Regions from separate parts of the Homo sapiens genome. Here region 1 is linked to region 2. Evidence: chromatin loops called from intact Hi-C (ENCODE). Cell type or tissue: HepG2. All regions are shown on one strand. Each heading gives the region's core, and the rest is flanking DNA. Links, peaks and the distances in the headings are about the cores only.

Region 1 (11,857 bases), core at 2,524-10,523, 70 kb before region 2:
TGCAAGGAAGCCTGTCAGTGTCAGGACACGTTGGCCTCATGGCCCGCAGCGGGAAGGGGGCCTCTGAGGGATGCCTGCTGTCTGGCCCTCTCCTCAAGAGGGGTCCTCTCACCCTATGCCTCAGGGTCCTGGGCGCTTCCCTTTCAAAGCTGCAAAATGATCGCCATTAATGCAGCTTGTCTCCTGGAGGCGCTGAAAATAGGGTAAGGGAGGAAGGGCCCCTGACTGCCTGGCCTCCGAGAACCGGCATCGGTCTGGCTTAGTTGAGGCTGGATGTGGAAGAGAGAAGGGCACAGGCTAGCTTGGTGGATGTTGAGTGGGGATTTTGCCCGAGGGGGTGGGAGCCATTAGGACCACCCTGGGGACTGCTGTGAGTTCAGCTGTGGACTTCTGCAGAGATGTGGCCGCCATCTGGCTGCCAATGAAAGAACCATATTGAAGCCTGCCATGCTGGGAGCAGGGGAAGACAGGCCACATCCCCAGGGTCAGCACCTGCACCTTCCGGAGACTCAGTGCCTCCCAGGGGCCTCCGTGCCTCACTCTGGCCCTAACCTGAAAGTCCCATTCACCTCCAACAGAAAGCTCACCTGGGACTGCCCTCATACCCCACTCTGAGATCCACTCTTTCGATCTGAGGGACCTCAGAGGAGCCCAAATGGAGGAGCTATTCAGTCTGGAAAACTGGGGACCCACTTTGTACATCTGCATGAGGAGGCCCTGGGCTGTCAGGCTGGGAGAGGTGGGTCTGGTGGAAGAAGTACCATCCAAGGCAGCTCTGCCTTCCAGGAGCCTGCAGTCTCATCAGAGGCCAAAGGTTACAATCCAGACCAGCCCTGAGCCATAGAAATGTAGCATGAGTCTCACTCTGTCACCCAGGCTGGAGTGCAGTGGCACATACATGGCTCACTGCAGCCTCCAACTCCCGGGCTCCCAAGTAACTGGGACCACAGGTATGCACCACCACCCCTGGCTAATTTTTAAAATTTTTTTTGTAGAGATGAGGTTTCGCTATGTTGCCCAGGCTGGTCTTGAACTCCTGGGCTCAAGCAATCCTCCTGCATTCGCTTCCCAAAGTGCCGGGATTGCAGGAGTGAGCCGCTGTGCCTGGGAAGATGCATGTATTTAATATGAGCCATGTATTTAATTGTAAATTTCTAGATGGCACATTTAAAATGGAAAAAGGAGCAGAGGAAATTAATACATTTTATTTAATCCAATACAGATGAAAAATATCGTTTCAACATAAAACATAAATGTAAGCATATTAATATTTTACCTTTTTACCTTTTTCTGTACTGTCTTCGAAAGCCAGTGTATGCTTTACAGTGACATCACATCTCGATTTGCTCTAGCCACGTTTCAAGTACTCAGGAGCTGCATGTGGCTAACAGCTAGCGTATTGGATGGCACAGCTCTAGACGCTGTGGCTTGGGCCATGGCAACAGCACCTTTATTTTTTGTTTAACTTTTCTTTTAAGTTCAGGGGTACATGTGCAGGTTTGTTATATACGTAAACTTGTGTCAGATATTAAGCCTAGTATTTATTAGTTATTTTTCCTGATCCTCTCCCTCCTCCTCCCACCCAGCACCTTCCTTTCAACAGAAGAAAATTCCAGATGGAATGCACAAGGTACAGTGGGTTTGGAGGCATGGAGAAGCCGGTAGAACTTCCTCCTTGGAGGCTTTCAGTCTGGACTGGGCTGCTCCTCCTCCTGGCAGGCTGAAGGCAATCTAGCTGAGAGTATGGCTCCTGAGCACTGGTCCCAGGCCTGGGTTCTAGAATGTCTCTGTCTGCAGGGCTCACTTGCTGCTGTGTGTGTCACCCGAGAGGCAGCATAGAGTAGGAAGGGGGGCACTGGATGGGGGGTCAGGACATTCAGGTTCCAGCTGGGCTCTGAATTCTGCACAATCGGGCAGATCACATCCCTTTCTGGGCCTCAGTTTCCCTGTGGGCAAATGAGCAGGAAGGCAATTACTCAATACCCCCATCTCCCACTCTCCCCTTGAAACCCCAAGGACTCATTGAGTGGCATGGGTCGGGATGATACAGGATCTCCTGCATGCTCAGGGCAAGTCCTGTGGCGCTCTCCTGGGTTGGCACTCTTTGCCACCTGCCAAAAACAACCTCCGCTTCCACACTGGCCTGACACAGCTGGAGTCAATTCACTGATATTTACTCAGCCCTCCAGTGTGCCAGATCCTCCGAGTGCCGCTGCTCTAGTGACTCTCACGGTGGGGTAAGGCATCCTCACCCCACATGGAAATGGAGTAATTCCTGAAGATGTCCTCTTAGCCATCACCTGTCTAGCTTGGAGTAGTTGAGCAGATTCATGGAAAGACATATGCACCTCTTTGTCCTCAAGAAGCATATGATCCAACCTGGAGACTGATTATGTGTGGAAAGTCAATACTCCAGCAAGGTGAATGCCAAGAACAATCAAGGCAAGGGAGTGGAAAGGCTGCCACAGGCTGAGTGGTCGGGAAGGCTGCTGGAGGAGGAGCTGGGATCTGAGCCAGCTTGGAAGCGGGGACAAATCACTTCAGGGAGCCAGCAAAGGCACACAGGTGTGAAAACACACAGTGTATTAGAGCACCCAGCATAGGATCCATGACTTGAGCCCACGGTCAGCTCATGCAGTGCAGGGAAGCAGAGGCTCCAACTTTGGGAGGTAGAGGTGGGTTGGTCTGGGGAAGGCACGATTCCAAGCTAAGGAAGCAGGAGCAGGGAGCCACTGATGGTTCCTGAGCAGGAGCATGACATGCATATGGCGGTGCCAAGGCAGGTGAATGTGAAGGCAGGATGCTTGGAGAGGAAGGTGGGTGCAGAGGGAAATGGCCAGGAGCACCTGTGACAATCACTGTGACAATAACACTCAAAATGGAAAGCCCTTTCATGCCCCTTCTCATTTAATTCTCTTTCAACTCAGTGAAGTACATAGAATGGGTAGTATTGCTTCCTTATTAAAGATAAAGAAAATGAGTTTCAGAGGAATTAATTGATGTGTCCAAAGGGACCAGCTTGGAGAATCAGACTCAGGCTTTGTGTCTAAAAATACTGAACTCTTTCTACTATCCCACATCTTAATGGTCCAGGAAAATGGGGTCCCAAAAGGAGACAGAGATAACCAAAGAAGGCTCCCCAGAGGGGTGAAGTACATTGAGAGGAGAGTAGAACTCAGATGATCCAAGCATCCCTCAGAACTCTTCACACTTCAATACTGACCTGGTGTATCTGATCCAACTGGTGCTTACATGCCCAAGGTAGGAGTCAGTGAGGCCTAAATTTAGGTCTCAGCTGGCCATCAGCCTGCTGCATAGCTTTGGATGTTTTACGTAACCCGGCTGAGTCTCAGTGTTGTTTCTCATCTGCAAATTAAGATAGCTGGGCACTGTGGCTCACGCCTGTAATCTCAGCACTTTGGGAGGCCAAGGTGGGTGGATCACCTGAGGTCAGGGGTTCAAGACCAGTCTGGCCAACATGGTAAAACCCCGTCTCAACTTAAAAATATAAAAATTAGCCGGGCATGGTGGCACACGCCTGTAGTCCCAGCTACTCAGGAGGCTGAGGCAGGAGAATCGCTTGAACTGGTAGGCAGAGGTTGCAGTAAGCCGAGATCACGCCACTGCACTCTAGCCTGGGTGACAGAATGAGACTCCGTCTCAAAATAAATAAAATAAATAAATATAAATTAAGATACCTGGATATGAGGAGCTCGTAAGGAATGAATGAGATCATTATTAGTGAGAGCCCAGAGTGACCAATCTCTCAGCCAGCCCCTCAAGTCTACACTAGGCCAACCCCCATCGCTTGATGTGACACACAAGTCTGTTCCACACCCACGATTGACCAGAAGACCACCATCCTCCCCCTGCAGCTTCCCCTAGCCTCATGCCACCTCTGCCTTCCTCACACCTCCTCTCCTGCTGTCCCAAGGATGTGCACACCTACTCCCTGCTCCGTATGGCCCCAAAGAGCAGCGGGTGCAGAAGGCATTTCTCTAGTCTGGGAGGGCTTCCTAGAAATGCTGCTGAGCCCTGCGAATGCCTAATGACCATGGGAATCATTTAGCAAGAGAAAAAGCCAGACCTTTGCCCTGGCCCAGCTCACAGGTGATGGGGTTAATCGGGAATTCTTTCCCTCCTCAGGGCTGCTGGTAGGGGTCCAGCTCCCCGATGACCTGGGGACATATTAGTCAGTGATAAGTGGGGCTTTCCAGCCCCTTTTATCCTGTTTACAATACACTGGTTTTCCTTAGACAAAACCCTCCTTCCCTGCCTTGCTCCTGGCTGTTATGGCTACATGAGACAATTTGCTGATGGACTCTCTAGGGAGGACAACTTCCTTGGAGTCCCCTTCCCACCTCCTGCAGCACCCGGGGCAACATCCCCTCTACTTGGTGGGTCCTGGAGGGGGCCACAGATGCTTGTTTTTCTCAGCTCATTGCAGCCTCTGAATTCAGAAGTGCCACCCTGTCTGCTCAGCTTTAACCCAAGGGGGTGAGGAGAAATCCAGAGGTGACAAGATGATGTTTCCCTGGCTTTGGGGTGGGAGTGACTGGGGTCATTGTTGCTGTCCAGAGTGGAAGCCATCAGAGGTGTCCTGTTTATCTGTGTGACTCGGCCCTCTTTGGGTCACAAAGGCCAGATGATCCAGCAGCTACCTGGAGGGTGGTTTATGACAGCAGCCTGGTCCTAGTTCCCTTCTGCCACCAACAAGCTTGGCCAGCTTAGGCAGGTGAGTTAATTTCTCTGAAGTTTAGTGTCCTTGTCTAGAAAACTGGCATGGTGATGCCTGTCCTGCCTCCCATGAGGCGGATGGGAGCACAGAACGAGCCACGGCTGTCCCAGTGCCTAAAGGGGAGGCACTGTATTTGGCACTTTGCACTGATTCCAGGTGACGGCTCTTCCAGCAAGAATGGCTCCACCGCTAAGGGCAGTTTTTAATCGCCTAAAAGCCGACTTCCAAATAATTCTAGATTTCTGAAATGCCAAGCAGGTAGGATACTTAGGCGAATAAGTTAATGAAACGGAGTCCATTTCCAGGCAACAGAAGTTTCACAAGCACCTACCTCACACCGGGCACTGAGCTGGATACCAGGAAATGCAGGGATGTAAGACACATCTTCCACCCTCGGGCTAGTGAATGGACAACTGGGACCCCTGTGACGAGTGCTGAGAGGGAGCACCAGTGCTAAGGAAGCATGGGGAAGGGGTTCTAGCCCAGCCTAGAGGTTGGGGCCATGCCCCAAGGAAGGTGAATTCAGAATGGGACTTGAAGAATGAACAGTAATAGCTTAGGCCTGAGACAGAGGGAAGGGTGTTTGAAGCACAGGGAACAGTGCATACAAAGGCCAGAAGACACAAAGACCTTGTGAGGAGAGCTGCAATTATTCTAGTTAGGATGGCGGAAATGACCAGGATGAGGCCAGTACCGAGGGCTCTGTCTGCCACGATGAGGATATTACTGTGTTCTCTAGACACCAGGGTGCCATCAAAAGGCTTAGCATGGCAAGGCACCAACTGTGTTTCATTTTTTACTTTTTTATTTTTATTTATTTTGACAGAGTCTCACTCTGTCGCCCATGCTGGAGTGCAGTGGCACGATCTCGGCTCACTGCAGCCTCTGCCTCTTGGGTTCAAGTGATTCTCCTGCCTCAGCCTCCCGAGTAGTTGGGACTACAGACATGTGCCACCATGCCCGGCTAATTTTTGTATTTTTAGTAGAGATGGGTTTCACCATGTTGGCTAGACTGGTCGCAAACTCCTGACTTTGGGTGATCCGCTTGCCTCGGCCTCCCAAAGTGCTGGGATTACAGGTGTGAGCCACCGCACCCAGCCTACTCTGTGTTTTAGAAAGATCTTTTGGGGAACTTTGAAAAGGATGATTGAAAGTGCAGGGGGTGGCTGAAGAATGATGTGGGCATCTCGATGCACTCTCATATTTTAGTAAGGGAAGTGGGACATAGTCACAGCTGGCCCCAACGGTGCAAGGTGGCATGTGAGCATTGGCACAGGTGGGACACAATAGCGGGGCGGCCAGGAGGAAAAATAATCCGAAAGTGCGCTGGGAAGGGGAGTGACCAGGCCAGGAGAGTAGGGGGGCCACTAATAGTTTAAGAGAAGGGATAATAGAATTATCCTATTTCGGCTGGGCGCAGTGGCTCACGCCTGTAATCCCGGCACTTTGGGAGGCCGAGGCAAGTGGATCACCTGAGGTCAGGAGTTCGAGACCAGCCTGACCAACATGGTGCAACCCTGTCTCTACTAAAAATACAAAAAAATTAGCCAGGCGTAGTGGTGCATGCCTGTAGTCCCAGCTACTCGGGAGGCTGAGGCAGGAAAATCTCTTGAACCCGGAAGGCGGAGGTTGCAGTGAGCTTAGATCATGCCACTGTACTCCAGCCTGTGGGGCAGAGCGAGACTCCACCTCAAAAAAAAAAAAAAAAAAAAAAAGGAAAAGAAAAAGGAAAGAAAAGAAACTCTTTGCCTTAGCCAAGAGAAACCACACAGATTGCCTCCTGGGTCTACCTATACCCATTCCAACTTTATCTCACTGCCTGCCAGGAATGCCCTGTGCCTGCCTTTCCATACATCCTTGTAGTTCAAGGTCCAGCTGAAATCACATCTACTCTAGAAAGTCTTCCTTTGTCATAATAATTCAAAGGGATCTTTCTTTCCTGCATTCTGATAGAACTTAATTGTCCTTACTACTCATTACACACTCGTACACTGTCTTGCACTGTTATATTTTCATAAGCCCTGTACCCTCTCATCCCAACTACATGAGAAACTCTTTGAGGTTGGTTATCTATTGCTGCATAACAAACTAGCCCAAAAGTCAGTGGCTTAAAATTCATCCATTTTACTATATCTCTTGATTTTGTGGGACAGGAATTCAACCAGAGGCTCAGCTGGGCAATTCTATTTCAGATGGAGTCTACAGAGGTCACACAGTAGGATTCAGCTGACAGATAGACACAGAGGGTACGATATGGCTTTGCCCACATGTATGATGCCTTGGTGGGAATGGCTGGAAGACTGGACTCAGCTGGGAATGGTAACGGGAGCCCCTACACGTGGCCTTTCCAGCATGGTGGCCTCAGGTTGCTGGGCTTCTTCCATGATGGCTGGGGCTCCCAGAGTAAGTGCTGCAAGAAGCTGAGTGGAAGCTGCAGGGCTTCTTATAACCTGGCCTTGAAAATCCCAGAATTTCACTTCTTTCATATTCTGTTGGTCCAGGAAGTCATTAAGACCAGCGCAGGTTTAGAGGGAATAAAACTAGACTCCACCTCTCAATGGTAGCAGTAGCAAAGAATATGAGATCATCTCTATTTTATTACACAATTTGCCCTAAGACCTAGGCAAGCAGGGTCCCTAGCTCAGGCCCCAGGCCAGATTCTCAGGGGACCCCACACTTTTGAGTGCTCTTCTTGAAATATTCTAAGTTCTCTTCAGTGGCTGGGATCATCCCAGTTGGTTTCTCTTCAGAGTACTCTGTGACCCACCTCTTGATCTGTGTGGTTGGCCAAATGCCCTGAGGCGGTTCAGGGCTCATGCCTATGGGGTTGTCCAGGGCAACCTGACAAGTAGATTGCTTCTGCTGACCAGCACAGTATTTATTTTATGGCATTGAACAATACTGGGCCACTAGAATGGTACTGATTGGCTAATTTGGGGTGATTCACATTGGATATATGAGTTCAGAACTCTGGGCTACTAACAGTTCACCACCAACCCTTGAGGTTGAGCCACCTGTGTGGGTCAATGCCCTGGCTCTCACCACATTTATGACCACAGTGCCACCTCTGACATGACACAATAATGAGAGTGGATGCATCCTTTAACCTGACTGCTGGGGTACCCCACCTCCAGCTGGTACAAGGTGTTCACCCCTCTCCAAGGCTTTGCAACACATGTCAGGCAATCCTCCAGAAGTGGCCACGCCTATCTTCTCCATTCAAGACCATTATGCTGTAAGGCCAACCAGCTTTTACAATCAATGTCCTCTCTTGCCTCTGATCAATATAGTGATCTCATGAGATACTGGGTTGGTTTTAAGCTGTTCCAGGTGAGGGCCAGATGTTCCTTACATGAATGGAACTTCTCTTCTTGCTCCACCCATGGGCCCTGAGCCTATCCACTCCCTCCCCTGACAACTGATTTCAGTGTGTGGAAGGCAGGGGTGCAGTCAACACTGAAAGAAATCACCTTCTAGGAATTCAGTGATTAAGGCCTAAAGAACTCAAGAGAAGATGTGGTTGGATGATATATTGTTGTAAACATACATATAAAACTCTGATCGGCGAAATTTTATTCACATTTTTCTGCATACTCTAAGCAAAACTTGCCATTGGTGTCATCACTAAAGAAGCACAGGAACAAACTTTGAGTTATGAAGCCAGTATTTGTACGTAGAGTGAAGAATTGTGCAGCATCATGAGTAATGATGTAACCAGCATTAAATAAATGGCATTATCAACACAACCAGCTGTCTTAGTCTATTTTCTGCTGCCATAATAGAATACCACACACTGGGTAATGTTTAAAGAAAAGACGTTTATTCAGCTCACAGTTCTGGAGGTTGGTAAGTCCAAGAGCATGGCACCGTCATCTGGTGAAGTTCATCCCATGATGGAAAAGTGAAAGGCAGAAGTTAGTACATGAAACAGACAGACAATGGCAGCCAAACTTATCCTTTTATCAGGAGTCCACTCCTGTAGTAACAACATCAATCCATTCATGAAGGCTCTGTCCTTGTGACCCAATTGCCTCCCAAAGGCCCCACCTTTCAGTACTGCCACAATGGCAGCCAAGTTTCCAACATATGAATTTGGGGGGGACACATTCAAAGCATAAAATTCTCCCCCTGCCCCCCAGCCAAATTTATGTCCTTCTCACTTGCAAAATGTATTCATTCCATCCCAATAGTCCCAAAAGTCTTAACTCAATCCAGCATCAACTCAAAAGCCTGAAGTCCAAAGTCTCATCTAAATCAGATATAGGTGAGACTCAAGGCATGATTCATCCCAAGGCAAATTCCTCCAGCTGTGAGCCTGTGAAATCAAAACAAGTTATCTTTTTCCAAACTACAATGGTGGTACAGGCATAGGATAGACATTCCCATTCCAAAAGTGAGAACTAGGCAAGAAAAGAAGGGTAACTGGTCCCAAGTAAGTCCAAAACCCAACAGGGAAAACAACATTAAGTCTTAAAGCTAGAGAATAATCTCTGATTCATGTCCCACTCCTGGACATGCTGGGAGGCTGGTTCCCCAAAGCTTTGGGCAGTCCCACCTCTACAGCCTTTCTAGGCTCGGTCCATGCAGCAGCTCTGATGGATTGAGTCTCCTGCCTACAGTTCCCAGGCTGGAGTTGCATACTGGTAGGACTACAGTTTTGTGGTCTTGGAGATGGCTCCATTCCCGCTGCTTCACTAGGCACTGCCCTACTGCAGACTATGTGGTGGCTCCAATCCCACATTTCCGCTTGGCGTTGCCCTAGTGGGGACTCTCTGCAGTACCAGCTTTAAATAAATAGCATTAGGAACTGGAGGGGCAAAGAAAGCTACATAGGCCAATACAAACAGGTTCTGAAGAGTCATGGTATTTGAATAACAATGTTGTTCCCCTTTTCTCATGTAGCCAGAAACTAGTGAGAAATAGCACATTTGACAATAACATAAAGAGATAGTTCCTGGACCCAGACAGAAAGCGATGGTGCCTGAACACTGTAAAGAATATTCACATGCACTTATTAGACAATAAACAAATATCTAAGTACTTTTCTCTACTAATTATTCTAAATCTTTGTTGTTAAATCACTATTCTTCACGAGTCCATGAATTTTATAACACAGTTTTGTTTGTTTGTTTGTTTTTTGATACGGAATCTCGCTCTGTCGCCCAGGCTAGAGTGCAGCGGCGCGATCTCAGCTCACCGCAACCTCCGCCTCCCGGGTTCAAGCAATTCTCCTGCCTCAGCCTCCCGAGTAGCTGGGACTACAGGCACGTGCCACCATGCCCAGCTAGTTTTTGTATTTTTAGTAGAGAAGAGGTTTCACCATGTTGGCCAGGAAGGTCTTGATCTCTTGACCTCGTGATCCGCCCACCTTGGCCTCACTAAGTGCTGGGATTACAGGCGTGAACCGCCGCCCCCGGCCTATAACACAGTTTTTAATCAAATTGCATATACAGACTGGGCCCACAAAAACATTTGCTTGGGGCTCCACAAAACCTAGATACAGTCCTGTCAACGTGATAGATAAATAGGTAGGTATGTAGGTATTAGGTTGGTGCAAAAGTAATTATGGTTTGCCATTAAAAGTAATTGCAAAACCACAATTATTTTTGCACCAACCTGATAGAGATATAGCAGGCAGACACACACACACACACACACACACACACACACACACACACACATACAATTTCCCAGAGCACTACTCACCAATGAAGTACTAATGAAATAGCTCCCCCTGAACCACAAGGGTCATTGGACTGCAGCTCCCTCCCTCCTACAGAATGAAGTCCAAGCTCCTTAGACTGACTTGGCCACAAGCTACCTTTCTGGCCTTGTCCTTTGTCTTTTTGTGCATTATGTTCTAGTAACTTCAAACTGCTTGTAGTTTCCCCTGCACATCATATATCTTTGCTTTTGTGTACGCTGTTTCCTCTTCCTGGGATGTTTTCCCCACTGGCCTTATCTTCCAAGATTCAGTTTAGGTATCATCTCCTCTTTGAATCTCTCTTGAGTCACCAAACTGGGCTAAGTGTTCCCTCCTTGTCATCCCACAGTTCCCAATTACTGTACCCCACACTCACCACATAGGATTCTAATTATCTGTATAGATGTTTACCTCCCAGTATATTAAAGAGCTTCTATGGTAAGGTGGTGTCTTACTCATCTTTGTATATCAGCCCTTGCATTGTGCTTGACACACAGTTATCAGCTCAATGAATCTATAATGTAGGATGATTTATGGAAGGAGACCAATGGACTAAGTCAAGTGGACTCTGGTGAGCCTAGAAAACGTTCTAGTAAAATGAAGGAGAGGCTGGAGGGTAAGTCATGCCAAGAGAATATCAGCAGTATATATCAATTATCCAAGTGGTTTAGCCATACAAGAAAAAGAAAAAATGGGATATAAGTTAAAAATGCAGTAAGCTGGAGAGTGGCATTTTCTTCTATTTAGAGGAAGGCCTAAATACGTATAAAGACTTAAGAGACTGAGAGGCAGAAGGGAGATCTTCTGGACTTCAATTTCCTTATCTGCCTTATCCACCTCCCAGGGATGCCATGAGACCCAAAGGAAAACAAGACATAGGCATGAAAATTATTTGAGAAATTTTTTACATTACTATCCTCTGATAGATTTTTCTGATAGCTTCCAACTACCCGCAGAATAAAAATCTATAAAGAAAAACCCAATCTGACATTTAAGATTTCCTGGCCAGGCGCAGTGGCTCACGCCTGTAACCCCAGCACTTTGGAGGCCAAAGCGGGTGGATCATCTGAGGTCGGGAGTTCGAGACCAGCCTGACCAACATGGTGAAACCCTGTCTCTACTAAAAATACAAAAATTAGCTGGGCGTGGTGGTGGGTGCCTGTAATCCTAGCTACTCGGGAGGCTGAGGCAGGAGAATTGCTTGAACCCAGGAGGCGGAGGTTGCAGTGAACCAAGATTGCACCATTGCATTCCAGCCTGAGCAACAGAGCGAGACTCCATCTCAAAAAAAAGAAAGAAAGAAAGAAAAAAAAATTCCTATGATCTCGTTCTAACCTTTCTTCGACTACTATTATTGCCCCAAACACCCTGAATCCAGCCAGAGGAGATTCATGTTCTTTCCTTCTGTTTGCCTT
Region 2 (11,857 bases), core at 1,437-9,436:
AGCTGTCGCGGCGAGGCGGGCTCTCTGCCTCCTTCCCTACACCCTCCTCTCAACTTGGTCCCATTTAACTTTTTTTTTAAATTAAAAAATAAATTACTGTTTTTTTCTTTCTTTTTTACACAAACATAGTCATTGTAGACTAGTTTAGAAAACATGAATTACCGAAATTACTCTAAAACTTTATAATCTGCCTCCTAGAGAGTGTCGATGTTATCACCTGGGTATAAACTCCTCCCAGACTTTTTCTATTTGTGCCTTTCTCTAGATAACAGATATGGGGATGCACCGTTCCTGCTTACTGCCTCCCAACCTTTCCTCACTTAACAGCGTAACTTTCCCTAGCGATGGTCCTCTACAGCTATGGCTCTGAATTGCCTTGGAGGGTTTATTAAAACCCAGATTGCTTCCACCTCCCGCCCCCAACCTCCCCACCCCAACCAACCCCAAGAGTTTCTGAATCAGATGTGGGATGGGGCCCCAGAATGTGCATTTCTAACAGTTCCCACGTGATGCACAAACTACTGAGCTACAACATCATTTTTAGTGAAGGAATGGCATTTTAAGGTATGGACTACTACAGTTTATTTAACCAAGCTTCCTGCTGGATGTCTGAGTTTTTCTTTCCTTCTTCTTCCTTCTCCCTTTCCTTCTCTCCTTCCTTCCTTCTTCTTTCTTTCTCTTCTTCTTTCTCTTCTTTCTTTCTCTTCTTTCTTCTTTCTTTCTTTCTGTCTTCTTTTTTCTTTCATCAGAAACAATATTACCATAAGGAGCCTTGTAACAAAGTATTTGTGCCAAAACTGATTTTTCTTTAGATTGTATTTTGAAAAATGGACCTGTAGAATCAAAAAGTAGGCCGGGCGCGGTGGCTCACGCCTGTAATCCCAGCACTTTGAGAGGCCGAGGCGGGTGGATCACGAGGTCAGGAGATCGAGACCATCCTGGCTAACACCGTGAAACCCTGTCTCTACTAAAAATACAAAAAAAAAAAAAAAAATTAGCCGGGCGTGGTGGCGGGCGCCTGTAGTCCCAGCTACTCAGGAGGCTGAGGCAGGAGAATGGCGTGAACCCGGGAGGTGAAGCTTGCAGTGAGCCGAGATCACGCCACTGCACTCCAGCCTGGGTGACAGAGCGAGACTCCGTCTCAAAAAAAATAAAATAAAATAAAATAAAAAAAGAAAAAAAGAATCAAAAAGTACTTCCTACTAAATTGCTTTCCAGAAATATACCAGTGTACAATCATGCCCTGTGGGGAAAGGGGGCTCCCCACCCCCAACATTGTTATCATTATTTTAAAAGTCTTTGCCTGAGTAGCGAAGGGGGGTGGGGGCAGGGGTGGTTTCTCACCCGTATGTTAATTTGCATGCTTTGATTGTTGCAGGAGAGTAAAGAAAGCACTTTGTTATTGCAATAATGCAGGCAAAAGATGCTGCCTGGAGACTTGAATTCCAGTGGTGACAGTGAAGTGGGAGACAAGGGGATGGAAAGGGCATGGCAAATTGGAGTGAAGGGATTCGGGATGCCCCAACACACAGGCATCACAGAGCCTCTGCTCCCTGTTATGGTTTGAATATGTCTCCCCAAGTTCATCTGTTGAAAACTTGACCCCCAATGTGGAGGTGTTGGGAGGTGGGGTGAGATGCTGCCATTGTTTGGGTCAGGGGCACCACCCTCATGAATAGATTAGTGCCATTGTCTCAGGAGTGGGTTCTTTATAAAAGGATGAGTTCCACCCCTCTTTCTCTTTCTCTCTCTTCTCTTTCTGGCATGTGATGTCTTCTGCCATGTTTTAATGCAGAAAGAAGGCACTCACCAGATAGATGCTGGCCACTCGATCTTGGACTTCCCAGCTCCTAGACTGTGAGAAATTAATTTCTATTTATAAATTGCCCTCTTTATAACAAGCATCCTGTTATAGCAGCATAAAGCAGACTAAGACACCCATACCCATCCTGATACTCATTATTAGAACATTAAGCATGTGTGTATATCCTGGTAAGTTATTAAAATTATTATTTTATTTATTTATTTTTATTTTGAGACAGGATCTCGCTCTGTTGCCCAGGCTGGAGTGCAGTGGTGCAATCACAACTCACTACAGCCCTGATCACCTGGCTCAAGTGATCCCCTTACCTCAACTTTCTGAGTAGCTGAGCCCACAGGCATGTGCCACCATAATTTTTTATTTTATTTTTTGTTCAGACAGGGTCTCACTATGTTGCCCAGGATGGTCTCGAACTCCTGGGCTCAGATGATCTACCACCTCAGTCTCCCAAAGTGTTGGGATTACAGGTGTGAGCCACTGTGCCTGGCAAAATTATCACTTTAAAGATGAAGAAACTGAGGCACACATAGGCACCCCAGATTGGGAAACAACCTGGCTCAAGCTCCTCAGTCCTGGGAAAGCTGGCCTGGCGCAAAGGCATGCAGTTTTCAGGGCAAGAGTCTCCCCTGCCCTGATCACCCCTTGGAGCCAGGATAGAACAGGGAGTCCAGCAGGTGTCTGGCCCGAACATTCTGTCCTCTGCTTTGGCCCAATTGGATTTCTGTAGAGAAATGCTCAGTTATATCCTTTGTCTGAAACCAACCCCTGGCTTTTGCTATACCCTGGACTTGGAGTCCGTACCTTGATTGCATCCAGCTGAAGTCAGACTGCCTGATGTAAAGGAAAGGGGTGGGGTGAGTGAGGATGCAGAATGGGGCCCTGCCCACTCCAGCGAGTTGTGAGGAGGCTGACATGATGGCTGACCTTTCCTTTATTAAGCATCTATTACATGCCCAGTGCATTAAATACATTACCTCCCTGAATTCTCTCACACCAGCCTTTGGGTTCTGCTGGACTGTCCCCTTGACATGAGGAAACAGCGGCACTGACTGTTTAATTGACTTACTTAAGATCACGCAGCTAGTTAAGCATCAGAGCCAGAATTTCAGCCCAGATCTGTCCTGTTCCAAAGCCACGCTCTTCATTATCCCCGTCCCCCTCTCTCCCATCATCCCTGGGGGAGGTGCTGGGGAGGGAAAAAGACATCTTTGACCTGGGAGCAGGAAGGGGGAGAGAGACCTTGGGCTTGTGGATGTAAACAAAGACCACTCAAATGAGAGCAAGCAAAGGCTGTTTATTCAGAGCTTGTTACAGTAAGGGAGGCAGCCACTGTCACTTGCTTTTCATGGAGACTCAAAGGCAGGCCGAGGGGAAGGCTTTATAGCGGAAAAAGGAGAAGGCTTCAGGTACGTCCTGTTGGTGGTGCAGGAAAGCTACAGTTGGGCTCATTAGAAGAGGGGCATCCTAAGTAATTGGTTAGGGGAGCATATTTGGCTTTCTCCGGTTTGTCCTGCATTGAAAGTGGGAACAAAATTAGGGAAGCTGTCAGTTACCATCAAGTCCTGGCCATTTGGGGCTGATTGCTGCAGGGGTTGTTCGTTGGCTTCCTGGGCTGGTGCTGTAGGTTTGGGGGCAGAGTTCTATTTTAATATGTGGTCTGGCCATTGTCTATTTGCATATTTGGTCTCCCAGAACCATCCACGTCAGGAGCAGGACCCCATCTGGCCTGGACCTAGCTAACCACTCCTCCTTCTGTGGTTTCTGTCTGCCCTTTCTTCTTTTTTTTTTTTTTTTTTTTTTTTTGAGACGGAGTCTCGCTATGTCACCCAGGCTGGAGTGCGGTGGCATGATCTCTGCTCACTTCAGCCTCCAGCTCTCAGGTTCAAGTGAGGCCTGCCTCAGCCTCCCGAGTAGCTGGGATTACAGGTGTCCGCCACCATGCCTGGCTAATTTTTGTATTTTTAGTAGACACAGGGTTTCACCATGTTGGCCAGCTGGTCTCGAACTCCTGACCTCAGATGATCCACCTGCCTCGGCCTCCCAAAGTATTGGGATTACAGGCATGAGCCACTGCACCCGGCCCTGTCTGCCCTTTCTTGAGCCTCTGGTCCCAGCAAGTTTGGTTGTAGTTTGATGTGTATTAACTCTTAATTCTCATAATAACCCTGAAAGGTAAGTGTGTTTGTTATTTATTGCTACATCACAAATATCTCAAATTGAGCAAACATTTATGATCTCATGTGATTTCTGAGGGCCAGGAACCTATAAGCAGCTTAGGTGGGTGGCTCTGGCTCAAGGTCTCTCATGAGGTTGCCGTCAGGATGTTGGCCAGGACTGCAGTCATGTAAAAGCCTGACCAGGGAGGGGCCATTGGCTTCCAAGGTGACCCCTTACACGGCTGTTGGCAGGAGGCCTGTTCCTCATTGGCTGTCGGCAGGGGGATCCTCTGTTCCTCGCCATCGGACCTCTCCATGGTGCTGCTTGAGTGTCCTCATGACATGGCGGCTGGCTTGCCTCAGAGTAACTCTTGAAGAATGTGCTAGAAGGTGAGCACCTGGCTGGAAGGGAGAGGGACAGAAGAGTGAGGATACAGAGTGAAACACATCAGTTCTTATTGTTATTTAATCTTCACAGCAAGACTTGTAGAAAGAAACAAGTTGACAGATGAGAAAATAGAGGCCTGGAAAGGAAAAGGATCTTGTCCCAGGTCACAGAGCTGGTAATAGCACAGCCAGGATTTAAATCCTTAGTTACCCTACAACTAAGCTCAAAGTCTTTCCAGCACTTGGCATATGTGTATGTGTTGGGGGTGGGGTTGGGGGTGGGAGTGCTTCGTTGTTGGGGAAAGACTCCCCCGAGCCGGGCTTAGAGGGGCTCAGGAGCCTAAGGGTGAGTCTGTCAACTGGCTGCCTCCCCCTGCTCTAGAGAAAAGGAAGCCAGTGCCTCTGGGCCAAGCCACCACCCACATGGGACTATTTTTACCCTCCACCTCAGGGACAAGTCTGCATTTCCCAGCTCTGGAAGGGCCATCTGGGCAGTCCGGCTGCCCCAGGAAGAGCTGCCACCCGGAGCTTTATGCCCTGCTGTCTCTGCAGCTGTTTCTAGATGAACCTTTAGCCCTCTGGCATGCCTGAGCCATCCAGAGTCAGTAAGAAGTCCCCCTCCTCCAGATCTCAAGGTTAATAAAAGCTCCTAATTAGTATCACTTGCTGGATGGACCCGCCAGAAGGAAAATGCTTAAATCTGCAGAGATTTTAAATTGTTCACGTTTGTCAATAAGTGTTCTTTGTATGAGCCATTTTAATGAAGAGATAAGAATGATTTTATTTGCATATTCAACTGTAAACCACCCAGACACCTTCAGAAACAAGTAAATAGATGACCACTATATGAGAGTGTACTTCAGGGAGGCCCAAGAGCCTTTGGACATCATTTATTTTCTGAAGTGGTTTTAAACAACCCCCCTAGGACCCGGTTTACACTCTTCATTTGTTTGGCACGCTTTTCCTGGAATGGGCAAAGGTAGCCTGCTGCCTGTTTGCCCAGTTCCTGTCCAAATGATCTCACGTTTCAAATTGGCAGAGGGAAAGTTAATGACATTTTACTGCATCTGGTACGGAATTGAAATAAACATGGATTGCCCTGTTCAGCCTTTGACCCCTAAGAGACTTCGAGGTTGGCCCCTGCTCAGTTTACCTACAGAGGTTGAAGGCAGAGGGAAGTACCCAGGCAGTTCAGGCCAACCATGCCTGTAATCCCAGCACTTTGGGAGGCTGAGGCAGGTGGATCATGAGGTCACTAGTTCGAGACCAGCCTGACCAACATGGTGAAACCCTGTCTCTACTAAAATATACAAAAATTAGCTGGGCGTGGTGGTGCACGCCTGTAATCCCAGCTACTCAGGAGGCTGAGGCAAGAGAATTGCTTGAACCTGGGAGGCGGAGGTTGCAGTGAGCCAAGATCGCACCATTGCACTCCAGCCTGGGAGACAAAGTGAGATTCCATCTCAAAAAAAAAAAAAAAAGAAAATTTAAAGAAATGCCTTGCAGGTTGGGTGTCTATGCAGTAGCAGACAGGGAGCAGTGCCTGGCTAAGTTCTACACAGTGGAGAATGAGACAGGCATCCCAGGTGACATGGAGCTCACAACCCAACAGAATACCTGGATTTTGGACATCTGTGATCTACTTCTGCCTCTGCCCCTAATTGACTGTGTGACATTGGACAAGTGAACCATCCTCTCTGGGCTTCCATTGGCTCATTCATTAACTATGGGAGCTTAATCAGAATACCTTCAATAAAGCTTTATTTACAAGAACAGGTAGTGGGCCAGATGGGCCCTCCTCTGTCTTCTTCTGCTCTATGCTTCTTGTGGGCTTGAAGACAGTGAGGAGCCAAAGGTCTGTACCTCGTCTACCCCAAAAGTACTGCCTGGGCCTCTGGTACCCTAATCTGTAAAATGAGAAAGTTGGTTAATACCTACGTTCTCCAAACTGTGCTCTTTGGATAAATAGTTCTGCGAGGTCTGCAACAGAGTAGACATTGACCTAAACAGATTTCATTGCTATAGGACTTCTCAGGACCTTTAGTATGTGGATGTACATTGTGAATTTCCCTGGGGGTGGGGCAAGGGGGGGATGCGGGATTCAGCATTTATCAATGGAATCCTTTTTTGCCAACACCGACTAATATTTTGTGCCACTATGTACCATTTAGCACAGTTTAGGAAGTGCCCCGAAGCCTCCCCAAGCCTAAGTTTCCTTCCCTATAGACCAGGGATGATGATGATGGTAACTGCCTCCTAGAATTGTTGGGAAGGTTAAATGAGGTAATGCCTGGAAACGGGCCTGGCGCAGTGCCTGGCACAGAGTAAGTGCTCAATAAATGCTAGTAACTATTATTTATAATAAGGTCCTTCCTTTACAGCTCTGACATTCTGCGCTTCCAACTGTAGGGTGTAATTAAGCTCTAAAGCATCTGGCTTCCCGAGTAGAAAAAACAAGCCTGGAGGAAGGAAAAAGGAAGAGAAAGCTCCTTATGGGTTGCCCATTTGTTCACAAGCTTCACTGCCAGCCGTCACAACAAGGGAATGTAGCAAGATGCCAACTCCTAATGACGGAGCTTGGGTGGGTTGGTGGTTCCCTATTTAGCTTAGACACTGTGGGGACTATCTGAGACCGCGGAGAAGTGAGAGGTAAAACCAGTGCTGCTTATGGTCAATCAGTGAAACCTAACTGCATCCTATGTGCGTCTTCCTTTTCCTTCTGTCCTGGACACAGTGATCCTGGCCACTTTCAGGTATGTGTGACCTGCTGGGGGGAACAGTCACAAGGAGAGCTGAGTCAGAGAAGGTAAGTGGGACAGATCAGACTGGAAGGGCAGGAAGGGCAGTCCCACAGAGGAATAGCATGTGCAGTGGCTCAGAGGCTGGCGGAGTGCATAACTATAGTTGCAGGCCAGGGGGGGTGGCTCACACCTGTAATCCCAGCACTTTGGGAGGCCGAGGTGGGCGGATCATTTGAGGTCAGGGGTTCAAGACCAGCCTGGCTGACACGGTGGCCCGTCTCTACTAAAAATACAAAAATTAGCCAAGCGTGGTGGTGCATGCCTATAATCCCAGCTACTCAGGAGGCTGAGGAAGGAAAATCGCTTGAACTCGGGAGGCGGAGGTTGCAGTGAGCCAATATGGTGCCACTGCACTCCAGCCTGGGCAACAGAGTGAGACTCCATCTCAAAAATAACAATAATAATAATAATAACTGTAGCTGCAGGGGAACAGGCATGGGGAGGCGGTGAGGAAGAACATCAGAAGAGATGGCTAAAGAGGCATGTGGGCGCCAGGACGCTCAGGACTTCATCCAAAACACAGGGGAGACACACGATCAGCCTGGCATTTACATTTCCCCAGATTAAAAATAAAACAACTCTTTTTTCGCATTAAAAAATTTGACAATAGAGTTTACAATAAGAAAAAAATTATATTTTTTGAAAAAGAAAGGAAAATGGTGAAGACTCTTGCAACCATATGGAGGACAGAGTGCACTGGCTCTAGGAGGCCGGTTTGGGGGCTACTGCAATAGACAAGGCAAAAGGCCCCGATGAGTGACCCCACTCTAAGTATATACCCAAAGAACTGAAAACTGGCACTCCAGCAAATATACACACATGCATGTTTATAGCAGCACTATTCACAACAGCCAAAAGGTAGAAACAGCCCAGCTATTTATCACTAGATGAAGGGATAAGCAAAATGTGGTTTATCCATACAATGGAATATTATTCATAGGAAGGAGTGAAGTATGTGTGCATGCTATAAACCTTATAGCATATACTTACACATACTTTAATAATGTGGATGAACTTCAGAAACATTACGTTAAGTCCGGGTGCTGTGGCTCATGCCTGTAATCCCAGCACTTTGGGAGGCTGAGGCAGGCAGATCACCTGAGGTCAGGAGTTTGGGACCAGCCTGGCCAACACAGGGAAACCGTGTCTCTACTAAAAATACAAAAATTAGCCAGGCATGGTGGCACACGCCTATAGTCCCAGCTACTCGGGAGGCTGAGGTAGGACAATCGCTTGAACTTGGGAGGTGGATGTTGCAGTGAGCCGAGATTGCATCACTGCACTCCAGCCTGGGCAACTAGAGCAAGACTGTCTCAAAAAACAAACAAACAAACAAACAAATGCATTATGTTAAGTGCAAGAAGCCAGACTCAAAAAATAACATATACTGTATGATTCCATTTGTATGAAATACCCAGAAAAGGTAAATCCAAAGAGAGAACCAAGATTGGTGGTTGCTGGGGCTGGGGAGAGAGGTGAGTTGGGGAGCAACTGCTTGATGGGTACAAGGTTTCCTTTTGGAGTGCTGAAATGTTTTGGAAGTGGTGATGGACATTGTGAATGCACAAATTGCCAAAATTGCCAAGACATTGTTCACTTTCAAACTGTTAATTTTATGTTATGTGTATTTCATGTCATTTTTTTAAAAAGGCAATGATGCAGGTGAACAAAGGCAGGGAAAGAGGAGATGGAAAGTGGGAGGGGATTCTGGAGCCTGTGAATCTGAGGAATGGTTCCCAGATTTCTGGCCTTCACTGGGAGTGAACAAGTGGGCGGAGTGGTCAGGCCAAGGTGGAGTTGAGGGGCTCAGGGTTGAACATGATGAGTCTGAGGTGACCGTGGGATGTGCACGTGACAGTGTCAGGCAGACAGTTGGAGGCATGGCCGGGGAACTTAGGCACCCTGGGGCTGGAGATAAAGGTTTAGAAGTCATCAGCTTGTTCACCCATTCACTGAACACGTACTGAGCATCTTCTGTGTCCAGCTAAGTGCTAGGGAATCACAGTGAAAGCCAGTCCCTGCCTTCAAGGAGCTCAGTCTGGAGAGGAAGACAAGTAAAGAAACTAGATAATGATAAACGGTGAGAAGGTGCGAATAGAGGAAGACATAACATGTGGGGGGCACCCAGAGGGGACACTGTGGACGCAGGTCAACAGAACACAGGAAATGAGTGTTTCACTCTGTCCCTCAGCAGTTTAGCAATGCCAACCCCTGCTCGAGCATAGGAAATCATTTTCAGACTCTGCTAGCATAGCCAAGGACTCCATGCAGATTCTGCAAGGTGGAGGACTTTTGAGTAGGCATGCTAGTCAGATGCCTTTCCGGTGAAGGACAGAACGTGTTGTAGGGACTCCTGTCACCTGCTTCAGGGTCTGTGAAGGCAGGAAATAGAAACATATTCAGGTCAGGACAACTGCTGGGGACTACCCCCTTCGAACAGATCCCACGGCGGGACACAAGCACAAGGCAGGTTGGCTCTGGCTAAGTTGTGCTCAGAATTGTAAAGACATCTTGCCCCTTGTTTTGTCTGCTCTAAACATCATCTGCTTTCTTTTGAGGAATCGCTCTTCCCCATCCCAACCAGTTAAGGTGGGACCTGCCAATTAGGCTTCCCCTGCCCCCCAGATATAAGGGGATGCATGATTGAGGCTGAGCCAATCTTAGTACTCTTCTGCCTGACCTTGATGATTAGCTCAGGGACAGGGATGTGACCCACGACAGGCTGGTTGGTGGCCACCAGGGTCCCTGACCCCAGGTATCATACCCTTGTATCGTCACTCCCACAGTGATGCTGGGCTTGGCTATGTGATTGGCTTTGGCCAGTGGGACAACTGAAAGCGTAATGTAAGCAGAGGCTTGGTGAGCGCTTGCACAATGGGGCTGGTCCTCTTCAAACACTCACTTTTGGGACCCAGCTGCCATGCCAAGAAGCCCAAGCTGGCTATTTAGAGACAGCGTGTGAACAGGGCAAGTTTCTAGCTTTCAGCCATCCTCGCCACGGTGCCTGACATTTAGGGAAACTATTTTGGGCACTCCTGTCCCATGAATGACAGAGCGAGACCAGCAGAGCTCTGCAGCTGAGCCCAAAACCCCACAGAATCATGAGAAATAATTAAATGGTTATTGTTAAGCCATTCCGTTTTGGGGTTGTTACACCATAAGGAATAATTAAAAGATAAGCCAAAGTGGGCCAATCTGAAATCTTCCCTGAGAATTTCTACACGGAGGTGGTGGAAAAGAGCTCTGTTCTGTCCAGTGACAAGGCTATAGGGACGCAGGCCTATTATATTCCTCTCCACAGTGGAAAGATAGAGAAAACCTATCTGCGGCAGAAAGGGTGAAGTCCCAGACACAGAAGAGTCAAAACAATAGTGAAAGAAAGCCCCAACTTTTAGAACCCTGGACGCTCCTGTAGTCTGGTGACATAAGGTATTAAATTAAATCCCCCTTTATGGCTTCAGCTACCTCAAGATAACTTTTTATCAGTTACACAAAGGGTCCTATGTAATTCACCTGATAACATATCATAAAGATCTTTGCCAATGTCCTTAAGTCAAGAATAAAGTGATCACACTATTGATGTTGTTGAAAGCTTTGTTGAGCATGTACAATGTGAGAATCTTGAAGGATCTTCCCCCAGTCGTTGTAAGGGGTAAGACAAGGGAAGGACATGGTTCACACCACACCAGGAACCAGTGTCCAGGGCATTCACCTGTCAAGGCCAGCTGGATGCAGGAAGGTGTTCACACTCATTTGAGTATTAGAAACACGTTTATTTCTCTCTTTCTGTAGGACAATTTGACAACACACACAAAATGCTTTTTTTTTTTCTTAAGATAGAGTCTTGTTATGTCGCCCAGGCTAGAGTGCAGTGGCACGATCTCGGCTCACTGCAACCTCCACCTCCTGGATTCAAGCAATTCTCATGCCTCAGCCTCCCAAGAAGCTGAGATTACAGGCATGCACCACCACACCCAGCTAATTTTCATATATTTGGTAGAGACAGGGTTTCACCATGTTGTCCAGGCTGATCTTGAACTCTTGGCCTCAAGCAATCCTCCCGCCTTGGCCTCCCAAAGTATTGGGATTACAGGTGTGAGCCACCACACCTGGCCACAGACTGCTTTTAAAAGGTTCAGGCCCTTTGCTCCAGCAATTCCACTTCCAGGAATTTATCCCATTGCAATGGTTTTCAAATTATGTTCCTGGTGGAACCGTGGGGTTCTACAGAGGTGCTTTGCTAGTTCTGCAAAACTTTGATTTGAATGTCACTGGTACTGAGGCTGATTTAAAACTATAGTCATCATCTTCTGAGATGTCATCTTGAGATGATGTCTAACTGGTCTAGAAGACCCCTAACTGGTCTTCTAAATACTGCATATTTGAATTTATAAAATATGCCAACAGAATGACTTCTTATCTGTTGCTTACATGAGCCTTATTAAGTTTCATTTAAAGAAGGGTCCTACTTCTAAAAAGAAACAGTATAGGCCAGGCACGGTGGTTCACGCCTGTAATCCCAGGACTTTGGGAGGCCGAGGTGGGTGGATCACCTGAGGTCAAGAGTTCGAGACCAGCCTGGCCAACATGGTGAAACCCCATCTCTATCAAAAATACAAAAAATTAGCCGGGTGTGGTGGTGCACCCCTGTAATCCCAGCTACTCAGGACGCTGAGGCAGGAGAATTGCTT

Evidence for each region. A loop is a pair of places that touch in the nucleus more often than their neighbours do. Peaks named below come from ENCODE experiments on the same cell type or tissue, not always from the same donor. Only the 100,000 strongest peaks of a DNase experiment are listed, where the experiment ranks them.
Region 1: it touches region 2 in a loop (16-fold over the local background); 4 of 110 quality-filtered maps call a loop at or near these places.

Annotation. Positions count from the first base shown.
Region 1 is chr17:46,908,221-46,920,077 of GRCh38, forward strand. It overlaps LINC01974 (long intergenic non-protein coding RNA 1974), which reads right to left and starts at 4,581. Exons shown (of 3, transcript NR_184096.1): 1 at 4,362-4,581; 2 at 3,224-3,366; 3 at 1,522-1,946. It overlaps GOSR2-DT (GOSR2 divergent transcript), which reads right to left. Exons shown (of 3, transcript NR_186460.1): 2 at 8,945-9,053; 3 at 8,537-8,611. LOC112268191 (a long non-coding RNA gene) reads left to right here and starts at 4,607. Exons shown (of 2, transcript XR_002958114.2): 1 at 4,607-4,735; 2 at 6,892-7,296. It also overlaps a transcript of LRRC37A2 not described here. In HepG2, for the core only: no CTCF peak of the experiment used is centred there; no DNase peak of the experiment used is centred there; H3K27me3 peaks cover 2,356 bases.
Region 2 is chr17:46,979,690-46,991,546 of GRCh38, forward strand. It overlaps LOC101927060 (a long non-coding RNA gene), which reads right to left. Exons shown (of 9, transcript XR_243711.6): 8 at 6,113-6,272; 9 at 3,097-4,380. It also overlaps a transcript of LRRC37A2 not described here. Among named protein-coding and RNA genes, the nearest start is that of RPRML, 6.4 kb to the left of the region's middle. In HepG2, for the core only: no CTCF peak of the experiment used is centred there; DNase peaks (open chromatin) are centred at 3,132 and 5,402.